2 separate regions of the Mus musculus genome follow, and region 1 is linked to region 2. The links are chromatin loops, found by intact Hi-C in ENCODE. Cell type or tissue: heart. All regions are shown on one strand.

The links. A loop is a pair of places that touch in the nucleus more often than their neighbours do. Peaks named below come from ENCODE experiments on the same cell type or tissue, not always from the same donor. Only the 100,000 strongest peaks of a DNase experiment are listed, where the experiment ranks them.
Region 1: a loop joins it to region 2, with 2.3 times the contacts of the local background. A loop is called at or near these places in 2 of 42 quality-filtered maps.

Annotation. Positions count from the first base shown.
Region 1 is chr4:45,767,682-45,775,681 of GRCm38, forward strand. No RefSeq gene overlaps it. Among named protein-coding and RNA genes, the nearest start is that of Gm12409, 7.5 kb to the left of the region's middle. In heart, a CTCF peak has its summit at 4,194 (motif pointing left); a DNase peak (open chromatin) is centred at 450; H3K4me3 peaks cover 339 bases; H3K27ac peaks cover 3,994 bases; H3K27me3 peaks cover 2,584 bases.
Region 2 is chr4:45,607,819-45,615,818 of GRCm38, forward strand. No RefSeq gene overlaps it. Among named protein-coding and RNA genes, the nearest start is that of Gm12408, 28 kb to the right of the region's middle. In heart, a CTCF peak has its summit at 4,464 (motif pointing left); no DNase peak of the experiment used is centred here; H3K27ac peaks cover 290 bases; H3K27me3 peaks cover 158 bases.

The DNA.
Region 1 (8,000 bases), 160 kb after region 2:
ACCGGACAGGAGAGCAAAAGGCACTCTCGGGAATTAACTCCCGTTATTGGAGAAGTTCCCTCACAGCAGAGGTTTGCAGCCCTGTGCAGCCCAGCCTTCCATCAGTACCTTTGGTCCAAAGGGAGGGAGATGGCTTTCTATCCGAATCCCATCTATCCTGCACACAGCCGCCAGGCCTGGGGTGGCCTTCCTCGGCTTTCAAAGAAGAGATTTCTGCAATTCTGAGTGTAAGGCAGAGATCTCATCTGGCATGTGTCCAGGCTGAAGGGGTTGAAATTTCTGTTCTCCCCAGGGTAGGCTGGAAGAGCCTTGCCTTTGACAAGGCGGTAAAACATCTGTGTTTACAAGAGAGATAAGGAAGGAGCTGGCAGCGGTGGGCCTCTGCGGCTGTCTCTCAAAGGTGTTGCCTCGAAGCGCTCAGAGGAGAGATGCCCAGGAAGGAGCAGCCTGTGCCTGGCCCAGGGTGATGATCTCCTATTGCTGCCTCCTAGATTCCATTTCCCCTCTCCCACACGATGCAGATTCTGGCAGGGGGCCCAGCCTGGACTTGCTCATCTCACTCGGTGTTAGATGGACTGACTTGTCTGTGAACTTCATCCAACACTTAGCTTTCCATGATGATCAAACTCTTAACCCTGCCCTCCTGCTATTTCCCATTCTCTCAACAGTCACGTGGTGCCACGCCTCTTCAGCTCATTGCACAGCCTACCTTGACTGCCTTGGCTGCTCCTCCGGCTCTCACACTCCTTCATCCTAGCTGAATCCAGCTAAAAGTCTCCCGTGTTCCTAAGCATGGTCTTTCCCAGGCTTTTCCCACTGGCCAGATGCAACTCCCATCCTCTCCTGCCTGTCTTTCAAAAGCCACATGGATGACATCAATGTCTTTGTGTGTCTGTTTGTCTCATGGGCTCTGCCATGACGTAGCCATCAGTGGAAGGGAAACTCATCTTTAGGCATTAGTTTCCCTATCTGTGACAGGGCAGATGAGTTCTATACGTGACCTATACATTCATTTGGCGTCCCTTGTGGACTGTGAAGGGCAGCAAGCACCTCTGAAGACCCCATGGACCTAGCACATCGGCTATGAGAGACGCTAGAAAACAGATCTCTATACACTAGGTAATCCCCATGCTTCCAGCCAGCCAGGGATATCTACATGGGTCAGCTGGACATACTGCTATGAAACTCAGAAAATGCAGGGGAGTCGGAGGTCACCTCCTGGCCTGAAGCCTCCCTTGGCTGTTCGAGGGAAGGCAGGACTGTGGAAATGTGCGGTGTCTTCCTAGCAGGGTTCTGCTGTCTGTGCTCCACGTCCCTGGGTGCTGGCAGAAGAGCTGAAACGTCTCCTGTTAATTGTCAGAGTGAAACAGACAAAGAGAGGTGTAGAGAAAGCATGGTGCTCCACGCAGTCGGTCCTGTAACGGAGGAGGATGTTTTGTTCTTCCCAGAGCGGGACACACGGCTCAGCAGACCCTGCGGTTTTGCCACTGCAAACGAGGACCCTAACAACTGCCTGTCCCCTGAATAAAGGCTGGAGTTGCAGTGTAGTGGGCCGGGTGCTTGCCAAGCAGGCATCAAACACACGGACAAACACGAACGCCTTGGGTTTGTGTTCCCCAGTGCCACATAAGCTTGGCATGTCCGATGATGCAAGATCAAAAGCCAAGGTCACCCTGGGCTGCATAGTAAGCTCAAGGCCAGCCTACAGGAGACTTTGTTGTGAAAACAAACAAACACCACATCGAGCAGGCAAGCAAAAACCATGAAGGGGTTGGGGTGAAGCAAGCCACTTTATTCTCATTTACAAACTGACTCCACAGTTCAATTTCCCACCCACCGAGCACCTGTTCTCCCTTCTCCAAATCTTGAACTCCTGCAAGCTGCAGTTTCTCATTAGGACAGAGAACTCTCCTCTCAGCCCAGAGAGCCACCTGCTACAGGATTCTAGTAATAAAGATGAATAGTTATGTGCTGTGAGGAACTCACACCCCCCAGCCACAAAACCAGCCTGACATGCCAGTCCTGATCACACTGTGGGCCAGAGGGAAAGCCTCTGCGTCTCCAGGAAAAGGTCCCTCCTCACTACAGTGTAGTGTGTCAGGAATTTGGTGACATCTCCTGACTTTTAGAGGTAAAGCAAAAAAAAAAAAAAAGGGACTCAGAAGTGAAGTCACTTGTTCAAGGTCACACAGATAAGCAGTCAGATTTGGTTTCAAAATCAACTTGCTGTTTGAAAATGTGGCCTTAGGTGGAGGTCTCCCTTCAAGGTCACCCGGGTGGACTCCACTCTGGCAGGGCTAATGGACGATAAACAGAGGTCTGGGAGTGCTGGCAGAACAGAACTGAATTGCACCTGACACTTGAAGGTAGCTGATGGACAAGTGATTCACACCAGAGCCACAGTTTACATTGTCCCTGTAGTGGCTTCTGGGGAGTGGGGCAGGCAGTTAGAATATTCCAGTCCCAGCGGGAGGCACAGGGGCAGACTCTTAGAAGGAATTATTAACACCCAAGGAATTCCTTCGGAACAGTAGGGGGGAATAAAGATTCTTAAAAAAAAGGTCTAATAGCAAATTTTCTGGATTTTCCAGCTAATTTGAAGGTACCTACTTGGAACATTTTCTTGTCAGAAAAGATTTTAAAATACATTCATTCAGTGTGACATGATAATTGGGCCTGGCTGTCTGATGAATGCCTTTTATCTCTTCCTGAGCTATTGTTCAGTGGGATGGAGCCGATGGGCTGCAGGCTGCAGCCAGCACTTGGTTAAATGCACTCACAGAGCCACTTTCAATGATTCTGGTCACAGGAGACAGCGAGACGCGAGATGGAAGCTTATGTGAGCAAGTGTCCGGAAGAGGAGGACATTAAGTGGTTAGAGAGGGCATTTTCTCGAGGCACACATGAGAAGACCAGGGTCCAGGGAGCTGCCAGTGCCACTCAACATAGGGGTTGCATAGATCTGTGTCTCCTGAGCCAGACCCCAGGTCCCTGTATCCTACCTCTTGAGGGGGTCTGTGGAAAAGATGCAGCAGTGGGCAGCTTACGTCTGGGAGACACTGCCCGGTCAGTCCCCACCTACCCCTGACCTCCCCTGCACCAGAGACCCCGCCCTCTGAGCTGCACAGCAGGACTGGGTGGCCCCAAGGGCTGTGCTTTCCTGGTTGTGTGTTCTTAGCTCTGCCGCTTCATGGAAGCAGCTGTCTTTATGGGCCCTTTTTCCTCTTGCCTTTCACATTTTCCTTCCTTTAACCATTTTGTTTTTACAAAGGCAAATTTCCAGACCTGGCCACCTGACAGTCATCTCCACCTTTCTTTATCACCCCTAAGAAAGAGGGGTTTGTTTGGATTTTTTTGTTCTTCAACTTTACGCCATTTCTCCCCCATCCATGTTTTTCTGTTGAATTTGCTTCAGAAATTCTTTGTAGGAACCAAAGGCGCTTTAGAGCGTCTCGGAGCTTTCCATATGTTAATAAGGTGTTTGTAGAACTGTAGCTGGGGTTTCCTCCTTGTCAGAGCAGGGCTATCCTTCCTTTTAAGAGACAGCTTGTCCTCAAAAATGCCCTTCATTAACATTTAACGAATAGTACAGTTTCCGTTGGGATTAAGAAGTTGACATTTCCATTGTTTTTCTTAGAAAACAGCACAACATTAGCCATGCCCTCGAGGGACTGCATTTTCCACCAAAGTGAGATAACAAAGGCCTGGGCAAGGAGTCCTTACCTGGCTGGGTGTGTTGCTATTTAGACATGCGTGTCTGTCTGCGGCTCTTCCCGTGCATAATCGCATCTCTGCATCTGAATGTGTGTTTATGACATTTTACACGTGGCTGTGATTGTCTGCCAATAGGTAATTGGCTATGTATAAATCTGGGCTGGTGTGTGTGTGTGTGTGTGTGTGTGTGTGTGTGTACTATTCACAGTTGTGAATGTGTGCTGTACCTGACTGTGTTCATGCATACATTTGTCTGCATATGTTCTAGGGTGTCTATGCACATAGAGAGATGTGCAGACTTATGTGGAAGTGGGTGCTCTGGGTCTGGGAGTCTGTGTCCCCAGTGCCTGGGTGTGAGCTCCTGTGTGTACAGAAGTCTTTGTCCTGTTTGCTTAAGTGTTTGGGAGGCCCGAGGATGCCCAGCTTTGTGTTCAGAGCCCCTTATAAACATAGACCCAGCGCCCTCCGGTGGACGTTGTTGGAATGCAGCCACAAATAAAACAAACTGGCATGCTCAAAATTATGTCCGATTCAAAATAAGAGTTTCTGGTTATGTGCAGGGCAAAGCTTCTGGGGTTTTCCTTGAGAAAGGGTGTGTGTGTCCAGGCTTATGCTCCTGGATTAGGGTACACGCTCAACAGAGAATGAAGATAGCAGGCTCAACACAGGCAGCTGTCTCATGGTGACATTGTGAAGGGGCTCTTTTTCTGGGGTGGGGACAGGATCACTGGGCTTCCTCTCAGCCAGAAGGGTCAGAAGCGACCTCGTGTGCACACTCCTGAGAGCTTGCATGCTCTATCAGCCTCCTTGGCACCAGTTCAAGGGTATCTCTAGCCCATTGCCCCTCAGGTACCTTATAAAATCCTCCTAGTCTAGGAAAGGGGACCTTCAGCAGAGATGGTATGTATGCTTGTTTCCTATTGCTGTCAGAAAGCATGGGTCATCAACTTAGAGGTGAAAGTAGGTCACCTGTCTAAAACGGAAGAGCAGATGTAGTGGCTCGTACCTGCAAATTCATGTTTGGAAGGCAAAGACAGAAGGGCCACAGCCTGGGGACTGACTATGCCTTCAGCATGCTGGCCTTTGAGGGGACAGTCAAGATCAGAACCATAACAGCAGATTATGTAGTTGTAATAACAATACTTGCCTTATTGGGCCATTGAAGGAATACCAGGAGACAGGAGAGGGTTTGGTGCAACGACAGGGACATTCCACAGCACACATGGGGAAATTACAGGGTTTGTATTCTCTCCCTCTACTATCCTGCTTCTGAGGACAGAACCTGGGTCATCAGGCTTAGAGGCAAGAACCTTTAGTTGCCAAACTACATCACAGGTCCTGTCTTTCTAGTTTTGTTTTGTTTTGTTTTGTTTTTGCTTTTCTTCCTGGGTTCCAGGTGAGCAGGCTTCTACCACTACGTTCTATGCTGCCAACATAATAGAGCCAACTCTATTTGTCACGGGACAAAACCGTGAGCCAGAATGAACCTTCTTGGTAATCCAGAGCCTCTGCCACAGGCACAGAAGCCTGACTAACACCTCTGCCAACCGGAAATGATACTCTAGCGTCACATGCATTACACATCTCCGCAGTAGTGGAGACAGACTTTGAATCCCGCATCATCAAATCTCAAAGGCACGCTCTTCTCCACTAAGGGATATTGATATAAGACTCAAATCTCTGTCTTACAGACAAAAAACAAGGCATTTGGGGATAGTCTGACAGGCATCAATCAACGCCTTGAGAAAAATGTGTGCACGTGGTGGGCAGAGCAAGAATGTCCAATGCAGGAATAAAAACATGAAAAAGTCAAGTCTATTAAGGTTTTATAATCATTAAAATCATTCTTTAGGCATAGTCTGGAGACCATAGATAGTCCTGTATCCACCACTGTCCACAGCTGTGGAGGCATACACCTTTAATCCCAGCACTCAGGAGGCAGAGGCAGTAACATCTCTGTGAGTTCAAGGCCAGCCTGATCCATGTAGTAAGTTCCAGGACAGCCAGAGCTACTTAGTGAGATCCCACCTCAAAAAAAAGAAAAACCAGTTTCATATTCCCTTACTTCCAAATGCTGCCTGTCTTTGCCCCTGTGTTTTCCAACCCCTCCCTAGAGTCTCACCCTTTACAACCCCAGCCCAGTTTATAGCCATCCCTTCAATTTTGCCTTTTCCAGAATACTACAAATGAAAATACAGATGACCTTTTAATATTTTGGGATTTTTTTTTAGATATATTTATTTATTATTTGTAAGTACACTGCAGCTGTCTTTAGACACACCAGAAGAGGGCATCAGATCCCATTACAGATGGTTGTGAGCCACCATGTGGTTGCTGAGAATTGAACTCAGGACCTCTGGAAGAGTAGTCAGTGCTCTTAACCGCGGAGCCATCTCTCCAGCTCCCTTTTAATATTTTAAAAATCCAATTACTAATATTACATAATTCAGTGAGGTGTTGTTTACATATATTTGCACATCATTTACATGTAATTAACATGAGTGAGGGGGTATAGCGTTCCACACACAGTCATGTGACCACATGCTAGTAAGACCACATTCAAGACTCAGAACTATTCTACTACTTCAAAAAGTTCAGGGCTAGGAGGTAAGTCAGTATTTGCCTGGCGTGCACAAAGCTCTGGGTCCAGAAACTGGAAACCTGGTGTGGTGGTACCCTCCTGGAATCTAAGCACTTGGACAGTGGAAGTAGAAGCATCAGAAGTTCAAGGTTGCTGGGCGGTGGTGGCACACACCTTTAATCCCAGGACTTGGAAGGCAGAGGCAGGTAGATTTCTGAGTTTGAGGCCAGCCTGGTCTATAGAGTGAGCTCCAGGACAGCCAGGGCTACACAGAGAAACCCCATCTCAGAAGAACAAGAAGAAGAAGAAGAAGAAAGAAGAGGAAGAAAAAGAAGAAGAAGAAGTTCAAGGTTATCTCTGACTACAGAGCAAGTTTGTGGCCAACCTGGGATACCTGAGATGGGTATCAAAGAAAAAGCAGTCCCTGGGCTTTGCAACTGTAGCTCCTCTCTCTGTCTTCAGTGTCTGCTCACCGCTCCCCAGTGTGGCATTCCCAGTGAGTCGGTTCTGAACAATCTTTACACACACTGATTTGATAATATTTTCTTGAGGATTCTTTTGCATCTATATTCATGAGGAATTTTAGGCTGTAGCTATCCTTCTGTAAGGACCGTCTTTGTCTGCTCGGAGGGAGGGCATTAGGCCTCTAAAATGATAGAGAAGTGTTTCCTCCTCTTCTATTTTCTATAAGAGTTGGTGTAGGATTGGTACTCTTTCTTTCTGAAATCACTCGGTATTAGGCTCGCAGCAAAGCCATTAGAATCTGGGGTTTCCTTTGTTGGAGGGCCTTCAGTTTTGAATTCACTTGTGCAGCCGGTGTAGGGCTTTTCTTCTCGGCTTCTTCAGAGAAGCTTTGGTGGTTTGTGCCTTCCAAAGAATTGGCCCTTTTCATCTACGTTATTAAATTCATGAGAAAAGTCGAGGGGGAGTCAGGGCTGGATTAGCCAAACACACGTGTGAACCACTCACCTGAGGAGACACTGAGAACAAAGAAGAGAAACCATGGCCCAGGAAATGATCAGAAATTCATGACAAGTGTAAGGAATTTCTGAAAGGAAACAGATTATTAAAGGTACAATTATGCACAAAGACGTGAAGCAACAGAAGCCTGACTCTAAAAAAAAATCAGAAATCGCAGAAATGTCAAGGAGACTGAATGTGCTTATTCTCTTGATAGGAGAGAGATCATGTGAATAGTGTAAAAACATGCAGAGCGAATCTAGAAAGCAATGTAACAAAATAACACTTAGTTGTCTATAGAGGATTTTTCTTCTTCTTTTATCCAAATCTTCGGGGTGTGTGTGTGTGTGTGTGATATGAGTGTGTGTATTTTGTGTGAGTGTGTGTGGTGTGTACGTGAGTGAGTGTGTATGTTTGTGTGTATGTGAGTATGTATGTGTGTGAGAGAGTGAGAGAGTATATGTGCATGTGTGTGTGTGTGTGTTTGAGACAAGGCTTCATGTAACCCAGGGTATCCTCAAACTTCCCATATCGTCCTGGATGACCTTGAAATTCCCCCTTCACTTCCACTTCATACAGGCATAAGCCCCAAGCCTGGTTTCCAGGTCTCCGACCCTTGCAGGGTTTCTATCAGGCCTTGTAGCAGCTGACAGGGGGCCACTGGCTAGGCCTTTAACTCTGTCTCCATGAAGAAAGGAGGAGCAGGAATAGGAGGAGGAGAGAGGAGAGGGAAGGAGGGGGACAG
Region 2 (8,000 bases):
TGCTGTGTGTGACCTCACTAGAATTCTCCTGTGTGAGTCAGGGTTTGTCTGGGCATGGCAGACAGTGGCACCCCAGGCTTTTGTAATCAGCTTTGAGATCTGTCAGCTCAGACAGTCCGGGCTTTGGGGGCTCCGAGGACTATTTACGTTTCTTTCTGTGTCTGCAGAGTCAGGTACAAAACCGAGCTAGTGATCAGTACCTGGCCCTTGCCGCCTGACCTCCCTCTGTCTCTGTATAAAGGTTTGCTAAACACTCCAGTACTAGTGTACTAGTAATAGCTACTAATGGTTACTAAGAGTACAGCTGACCCACTGGCTTGCCACAAGGGGCAAGAATAAACCCACCCCAGTCCTCACTACTAGGGCAGTCTGACCAGTCAGCCTAGATTTCTAGTACAGAAATATAGTATTTGGAACATTGTAATAAAACACCCCCCTCCTTGCAACAATGTAAAGAACAAAATAATGGCTAGCTGATAATTAGTAGATTTCTGTTTTTGGAGCAGAATGGTTCTCTCTATGTAGCCCTCTCTATGTAGTCCTGAAACTTACTGTGGTGACCAGTCTGGCCTGGAACTCACAGAGATCCTCCTGCTTCTGCCTCCCGAGTGATAGGATTAAGGTGTGTACTTCATTTCAGGCTCAGCAGAGAATTTTTTCATCTCATGGGCCAGGAGGTCCAAGATGATCGAGGTGTTGTCAGATACTGTTTGGTGTGGGCTCTCCAGGTCCCACATCTTTCTGTGTCCTCCTATGATGGGAAGGATGCACGAGCTCTCTGGGTGTCATTTGAAAGGATACTAATGCTATTTCAATCGCACCAAACCCATCCACTCCCCAGGCCCATCTCCTGGTAAGGGCTCTGGGTCAGTGGCTGGGAATGGCTTTGGCTTTGGCTTTGGGGGAGGGGATGCGGGCATTCACAGCAGTGCACTATAGTCATGACGGAGGAGAGCTGGAAGGCCTTGGGAACACTGAGGAGGAGGAGAATAATGGGGCGTGACATAAGATCGAGTCCCAGACCCTGGAACCAGCCTGTTCACATTTCATTTCTACTATTTACTAGCTATGCAGCTTTGAGCAAGCACCTTACTTTTCTCATTGGTAAAATAAGTCACAGAAGCAAGGCTCTCAGAGCAACGCTTGGTGGGAGGCGGATAGTCAATAGATGTGAGCAGCAAAAAGAGAAAAGGCCACCCATTTGAACCAAGGAAGCAGGAGAAGGAGCCTCTGTAGACTGGAGGCGGTATCCCTGAACACTTCTTCAGAATTCAGATTTCCTCTCACAGTTCGGACATTGCTGACAGAGGCAGATGGAGGTAGAGGGGATGGACCTTTCTCAGGATTACACTGTGGCTCAGTCCTGCCCCAGGCAGGTCTCTCTGCTTCCTGCGTGTCCTTTAAGGCCTGTATAGCCTTGCCTCAGTTTACCTCCTCATTTGCTTCCCTCTTCTTAGATACAGACTATCTACAACCTGTAGAGAGAGCAGGAAGCTGCTACTGCAGCTGAGTGTCCTTCAGTCGCCTTAACAATCTCTGAGCTGTAGTGACCAAAGAGGACGAGGCCCGTGTCCTGGTAGCTTTGGAAGTCTGAAATCTAAGCTGTTCTGACTGATCTAAGTCATATTCCTCCCCCCTGCCCCCCGGGATGCCTGAGCAGGGAGTCGTCTCCCTGCTTCTCCCTTTCTGGTAGCTGCAGCATCTCTTGGCCTGTGCCTGCATCATTCCTGTTAAAAATAAATCTATCTCCCTTCCTAGCCCCCGCCCCTGGAATGATGACTCTCAGAGTGATGGTTGATTAACAAATGTCCAGGCCATAAGCTTCGGTTTGCTCTCTGACTTGCCCTTAGCTTGGTATCCCTTTCATTCTAACCTGGGTTCAGCTACATGAACGGTTTCCTCTCCCCGTTTTCCTGTGTCTGTCTGTCTCTTCTACATTCCCGGGAGCATCTCCCTTTATTTTAACCTGAGTTCAGCTACATAGCTGGTTTTCTCTGCTCAGCTCCCATGCTTCCGACCTCCTCTATGTGCCTAAGTGAATCCTTGCGCCTCTCACTATTTCCCAGAATCCTCTCTCTTCCTGCCAGTGTCCCACCTCCAATTTCCTACCTCAACTCAATGACCACAGACTTTTTTTTTTTAACTGACAAGTGATGCTTCTAAGAGATTCTCTCTACACCTGTCCATATGCTCTCACCAGAGCCTCCTCCTCCGGGGACAAGCCTTCCTCTGGTTCCTTTTCTGAAAATCCTTTTTATCACAGCTCTATTCAGGTCACCCCAGATCACCTCCCTATCTGAAGACTATCTTGACTTCATCCCATCAACAATGTCCTTTTTCCATCGAATGTAGCGTTCCCAGGAATCAGGATATAGCTCAGGGCTAGAGTACCCTGCCTAGGGTGCCCAAGGGCCTGGGCTCAACCCCCAGCACCCCCAAAACAATAAAAACAAAGCAACATCTGTGGCTCTGAGAATTAGGACCCGGAAACTTTTAGTGGACCACAGAGGCAACAGGAAGGAGACCACACCCAACAGAGTGGGCTTCCTCTTCCCAGGGTCTGTGGCAGACACTCACACATACCTGTGAGGCAGTTACTAGTTCCAGCCCATTTAGACTTTACAGAAAGAGAGCACTGAGCAGTTGAATGCCCCATAGCTCTGGTCACATCTGCATCGCTGTGACCAAAGCCCATGACAGAAACAACCTGAAGGAGACCTTGTTTTGGCTCACTGTTCCAGAGAGCTCATCTGGCAAAGTATGACAAGCAGCCAGCATTACGGCAGCAGGAGTGTGCTGGCGTGACTGTTCACAAGAGTAGTGGAACAGGGAGGGGGGAGGGGAGGAAGGAGAAAGAGGGAGAGAGAGAGAAAGAGAACGAGAGCGAGAGCAAGCGAGCAAGAGAGAGAGAGAGAGGGAGAGCAGGGGCTATATATAACCTTCAAAGGCCTTCCCCTAGTGACCTACTTCCAGTTAGAGTCCTCAAGGCTTCAGAGCCCTTTAAAACAGTATAACTCAACCTAGGAACAGGCATCCAAAACAAGAGTCTCTGGGGACATTTCAGACTCACATCATAACCCTGGTCTACTGGCTGGTGAGGACAAGACAACTCCAGCAAACCCCGTTTGTCCGGGCACCTAGCCTACTCAGCAGAGCAAGAATGAGGGTCCTATGACCACCTCCCCTGACTGCCTGCCAGACCCCTATTCTCCCACCGTACAAGAGGGGAAACTGAGGTTGAGAACTTGAGCAGAAATGTGCAGTAAGTCAGAGGTAGGACTGGAAACTGCTCTAGGCTTCTTATCACACTCTCCCAGTCCTTCTGAGGAGTGGCCACCGCTGGGGGTGCAGCACAGTGGAGCCAGGCTACTAGTTCATTTTCTGTTGCCATCATACAATGTTCAGACTGGATGAAAGAGATGAAAGACTGGATGAAAGACTGGAAGAGAAAAGGGGCTTATTTGGGGTTACAGTTTTAAAGATCGAGTTACATCCAGTGATGCCCTTCTTGCTGGGAGAATCCTGAGGTGGTACAACGTATTACACAACAAGAGACAGGGGACTTGTATGGGTGTCTTCTGGGCTTTCTTCCTTTTATGAACACCAGGATAAGTGATGGGGATTCCAAGCTAATGACCTCACTGAATCCTAGCCACCCCCCCAGATGTCCTACCTCTGTACACCGTAGCTGAAATAAATTTCCACTTTAATATTTCACAGTGGAGATTAGACTTCAATACCTGAAATAGGGCTGGGGGGCAGATACCACATCTGAATCAGAGTGCCTAAGCTGGTGGGAGCCCAGCCCAGAACTTTCTGTGCTCTCCCAGCCTTGGGCCCCTGACGTGTTTGTAGGAGAGCTCACAGAAACCTCCTGAGAATGATATTTACTGTCATAAGCTATTTATGTTGCAGTTTAAAAGAGTTCTTGTGTTACCTTACATATGTGTCTATGTATACATAGAGAAAACTATTTATACTATGTATCCATTACAACACATGGTATTAAAACCAGCTCCCATAGCCTACCACCTATCTTGGGACCAGAATTTTCCTGTTAATCTTGCCCATGTCTGATGTCTTTCCTTTATTTTACCCTCTTGCCTCTCTCAGAGGTGAACACATCTCACATTTTGGTGTTTTCATTTCCTCTCTCTTTTGTGATCATCTAAGTACCTATGCCTATATTGCATAGCTATAGGAGATCTGCTAATTTACATCCGACCTTCAGAAAAGTGTTATCCAGCTGTTCACTATTGTCTTCTGTGAGTTGCTTTTTTTTTTACACTTACTGTTATCCCTGTTGATACTTGTAGCTTACTCCATTCATTTTCCATGCTGTATAATATTTTGTTTCAAGAAATGTTACATAGCATTTATTCCTTTTTGGTGATGGGAATTTCTGGATAGCATAGTGCATGATTAGGGAACCTGGTTTTCGTTGTCTTCCCAACTCTGCACCAAAGGATCCTCTAGCGCCCCCTCCTGGAGGAGTCAGAGTGTCCCCCCCCCTCCCCGAAGAATTTACACAGGGCGGGGCTTGTCAGACTAGGCTGGGTAAGAGCGACTAATGAGAAGTATATGATCCTGGAAAAGCCTAGAAGGTCTGAAGGTGGCCAGAGGGACACCTGTTTTTCAAGGCTGGTCCTTGAGGAACTTCACTGTGGCCTCTCATCTTCCTGCCACAGAAGCCCATCTGTGCATGAAGCCCTCTCTCGGCTCTCTTCTGTGCCTTTTCTGCCTCTTCAAACCCATCCTGTTCCTTGGTCTTCACCTCTGATCTCTCCAGTTGAAGGAATCCAAATCTCCTTCCTGAGGGTGGCAAGCCTGCTTACTGGCAGCACAGATCTGAGAGTGGCAAGCCTGCTTACTGGCAGCACAGATCTGACGGTGGCAAGCCTGCTTACTGGCAGCACAGATCTTTGGTCTGTGACCCCTTTGCTTGCTCAGAATCCTGAATTTACTGGAAGCAATGCTGAGGTGTGGGACTAGAGTCCCCAGCTGGGCAGTTATCATGACATGGTCCCTTCCCAAGTTCTCTGTGTGTGCATTTTGATCTATGTAGCTCACACTCCATATCGCATCTAAAGTTTTGTTGCTTTTGAGACGAGGCCTCTTGCATTTTCAGCTCAGACTGGCCTGGAACTCATGCAGCCCAGGTTGGACTTTAAACTTTTTTAATGGTTCTTTGAGATGGTGTAGCTCTGGCTGTCCTGGAATCTCTGTAGACTAGGACAGTCTCAAACTTAGAGATCTGCCTGCTTCTACATCAAAAGTGCATGCAACATTTTTTTACATTAATTAATTATTCAATTAATTGTGTGTGTCTGAGGACAGATTTTGAGAGTCTATTCCTTTCTTCTACCTATGGGGTAGAAGACTATCAGACTTGGAGGCAAGTGCCTCTTACCCACTCAATCATTTCATTTGCCTCTCAGGTAGTTTTGAACTCATGAAGATTCGTGTGCCTCAGTCTCCCAAATGTTGTATCTGATTTTTTAATAAGATGTTTCCCCTGTCAAGTTGCTTTCTATCACCAAGTTTTTGTTGTTTGTTTTGAGAATAGGCTCATTTGGCCCAAGGTGGCCTCAAAATCACTGTGTGCTGTCAAGGCTGATCTTGAACTCTTGATCCTGGTGCCTCCACCTCCAAGAGCTGGGAGGGTCATTATCCATGTTAATGGTCATACATGGTTCCATCACATGCCTTAAGGAACTGGTGTGTGCAGATGGCCCTTGGCTTATGTCCGGGGAAAGGATGATGATGCCCTTTCCTCCCTGGCTCCTGTGCACAGTGCAAAGTGCGATACAAAAGCCTTGCTGGAGCTGCTGTGCACAGTGCTCTGTGCAGTGTGGGTCTTGCTGGAGCTGCTGTGCACAGTGCTCTGTGCAGTGTGGGTCTTGCTGGAGCTGCTGTGCACAGTGCTCTGTGCAGTGTGGGTCTTGCTGGCTCTGCAGCAGCTGCACTGAGCCATGCCGTTGTTTCCTTTCCCTTCTTGTTCACATTCCCTTCCTGAGAAAGACCAAAATGCATAACTAATGGTGTGGTTACTGCTGAGAACCTGCTAGTAAGGTTTAAGTGGCAGAAACAATCCAAAAGAGCTTTGGCAGGGAAGAAAGAGAGAGAGAGAGAGAGAGAGAGAGAGATTGAGAGAGAGACACAGAGAGAGGGGGAGAGAGAGAGAGGGAGGCAGGGAAGAGAGAAAGAGAGAGGGAGGGAGGGAGAGAGAAAGACAGGGAGAGGGAGAGGGAGAGGGAGGGGGAGGGGGAGGGGAGGGGGAGGGGGAGGGGGAGGGGGAGGGGGAGGGGGAGGGGGAGGGGGAGAGGGAGAGGGAGAGGGAGAGGGAGAGGGAGAGGGAGAGGGAGAGGGAGAGGGAGAGGGAGAGGGAGAGGGAGAGGGAGAGGGAGAGGGAGACTTGCATGGAGGATAGGAGGGACACCTCATAGAAGGGTGGATGAATGGCTGGGCCTTAGCAATGGGGAACAAAGATGCTGTTACCATAAGATAGCTGCTGTGTTCTATGTCAGCTATATCCTTCTTCTCCCTCATCAGCAAATTGGTTTCCTCTGCTTCTCCTGTCCTTGGAGCAGAGGACAATTGAGACTATGCCCAAGCTTTGGAAATGAACAGTCACAGAAATCAAGACTGGTCCTTCTTCCTCTGGACTGGGCTCCTCCTGTGCTGTGAAGGGGAGTTGGCAGTTGATCCTGGAATATCTAGGCAGGCCGGATGGGACAGGACTATGGAAAGATCATTTGGTGTATGGTTTGTTTTACCTCTCCTTATATTTTACCAGCACTGTACCATGCAGACACTTTTTTTCTTATATTGAGTTATTTTCTTTGGACCAGTTCTTTGGAGTGGAATGAGTGGGTTGTCTGTGCATTTTCATGATGTTTGATACTATTGCCAAATCAACTTCAAAGATTCTTTTCAGTTTTGCAACCACACTGCACCAGGGCAGAGGGAGAGACCCTTCCGTTGTCATAGTGAGCATAGGTGTTAGGACTTGAAATAGACTTTTTACTATTCTAATAACTGTAAAAAGGTATGTCATAATCTTTATTAGCATTTTTTTCTGGCCACTGGTATGACTGCAGACTTTCCCATGGATATGGTTTATAAACTTGATTCTCCCTTGTGAATTGGCTTTACCCATTTATTAGAAGAAGGCTTGCCACATTCAGATTTTAATTCCCTGGAAGTAGACTCACCACCAGTCTTTAAAACATAAAAATAATTTGTGACTTCTGGGCCCATGAAGTCACCTGAGAGCCTGGTTCAGCATAATAGTTAACATGACTGTCAATTGATGTGGTCTGGAACCAACATGGAAACAAACCTGACAGCTTATCTGCTCGGGTGTTTTTTGGATTAGTTTAATAGAGATGAGAAAAATCCACCCTAAATGTATTATCTCACAGACTGGGTTCTGGGCTGAACAAGAGACCTGGAGCCAAACCGCAGTACCCATGCCTTTTTGCTTCCTGACAACAATACAATGTATCCAGTTGCCTTGTACATCTGACATTCTGCCAGCCCCACCACGATGGACTGTACCTCTTCAAACTGCGAGCCCAAAACAAGCCCTGCCTTCCTTCCATTACCCTTTTCAGGCATTTGGTCACAACAGTGAGAAAAATAATTGATATGTTCTATTCAGTCCTAAGGCTCTAGTTTGCCAGCCCCTGCCTAGACCTTAAAGTCACAGAATATGATAGCCAGAAAATCTTAGCACCCTCAGTATACAGATGGGAAAACTGAGTCATAGAAGTCAGTTTGGTCCCTTTGTGGTACCTGCGCTGAACCAGGGCTTTCCCTGTCTTTGGTATGATTGATTCTGTAGGTTTGAGCTTTGGCTGATGTGACCCCAGGGGGAGAAAAAGGTGGCCTGATCCTTCTTCTCCAAGGGCTGGTCCCTGCATCAGAATTCTTTATCGAGTGGCCTCCTATTCCATTTGGGGTGACAGGAGAGATGGTGTCAGCTCATATTCAGACCC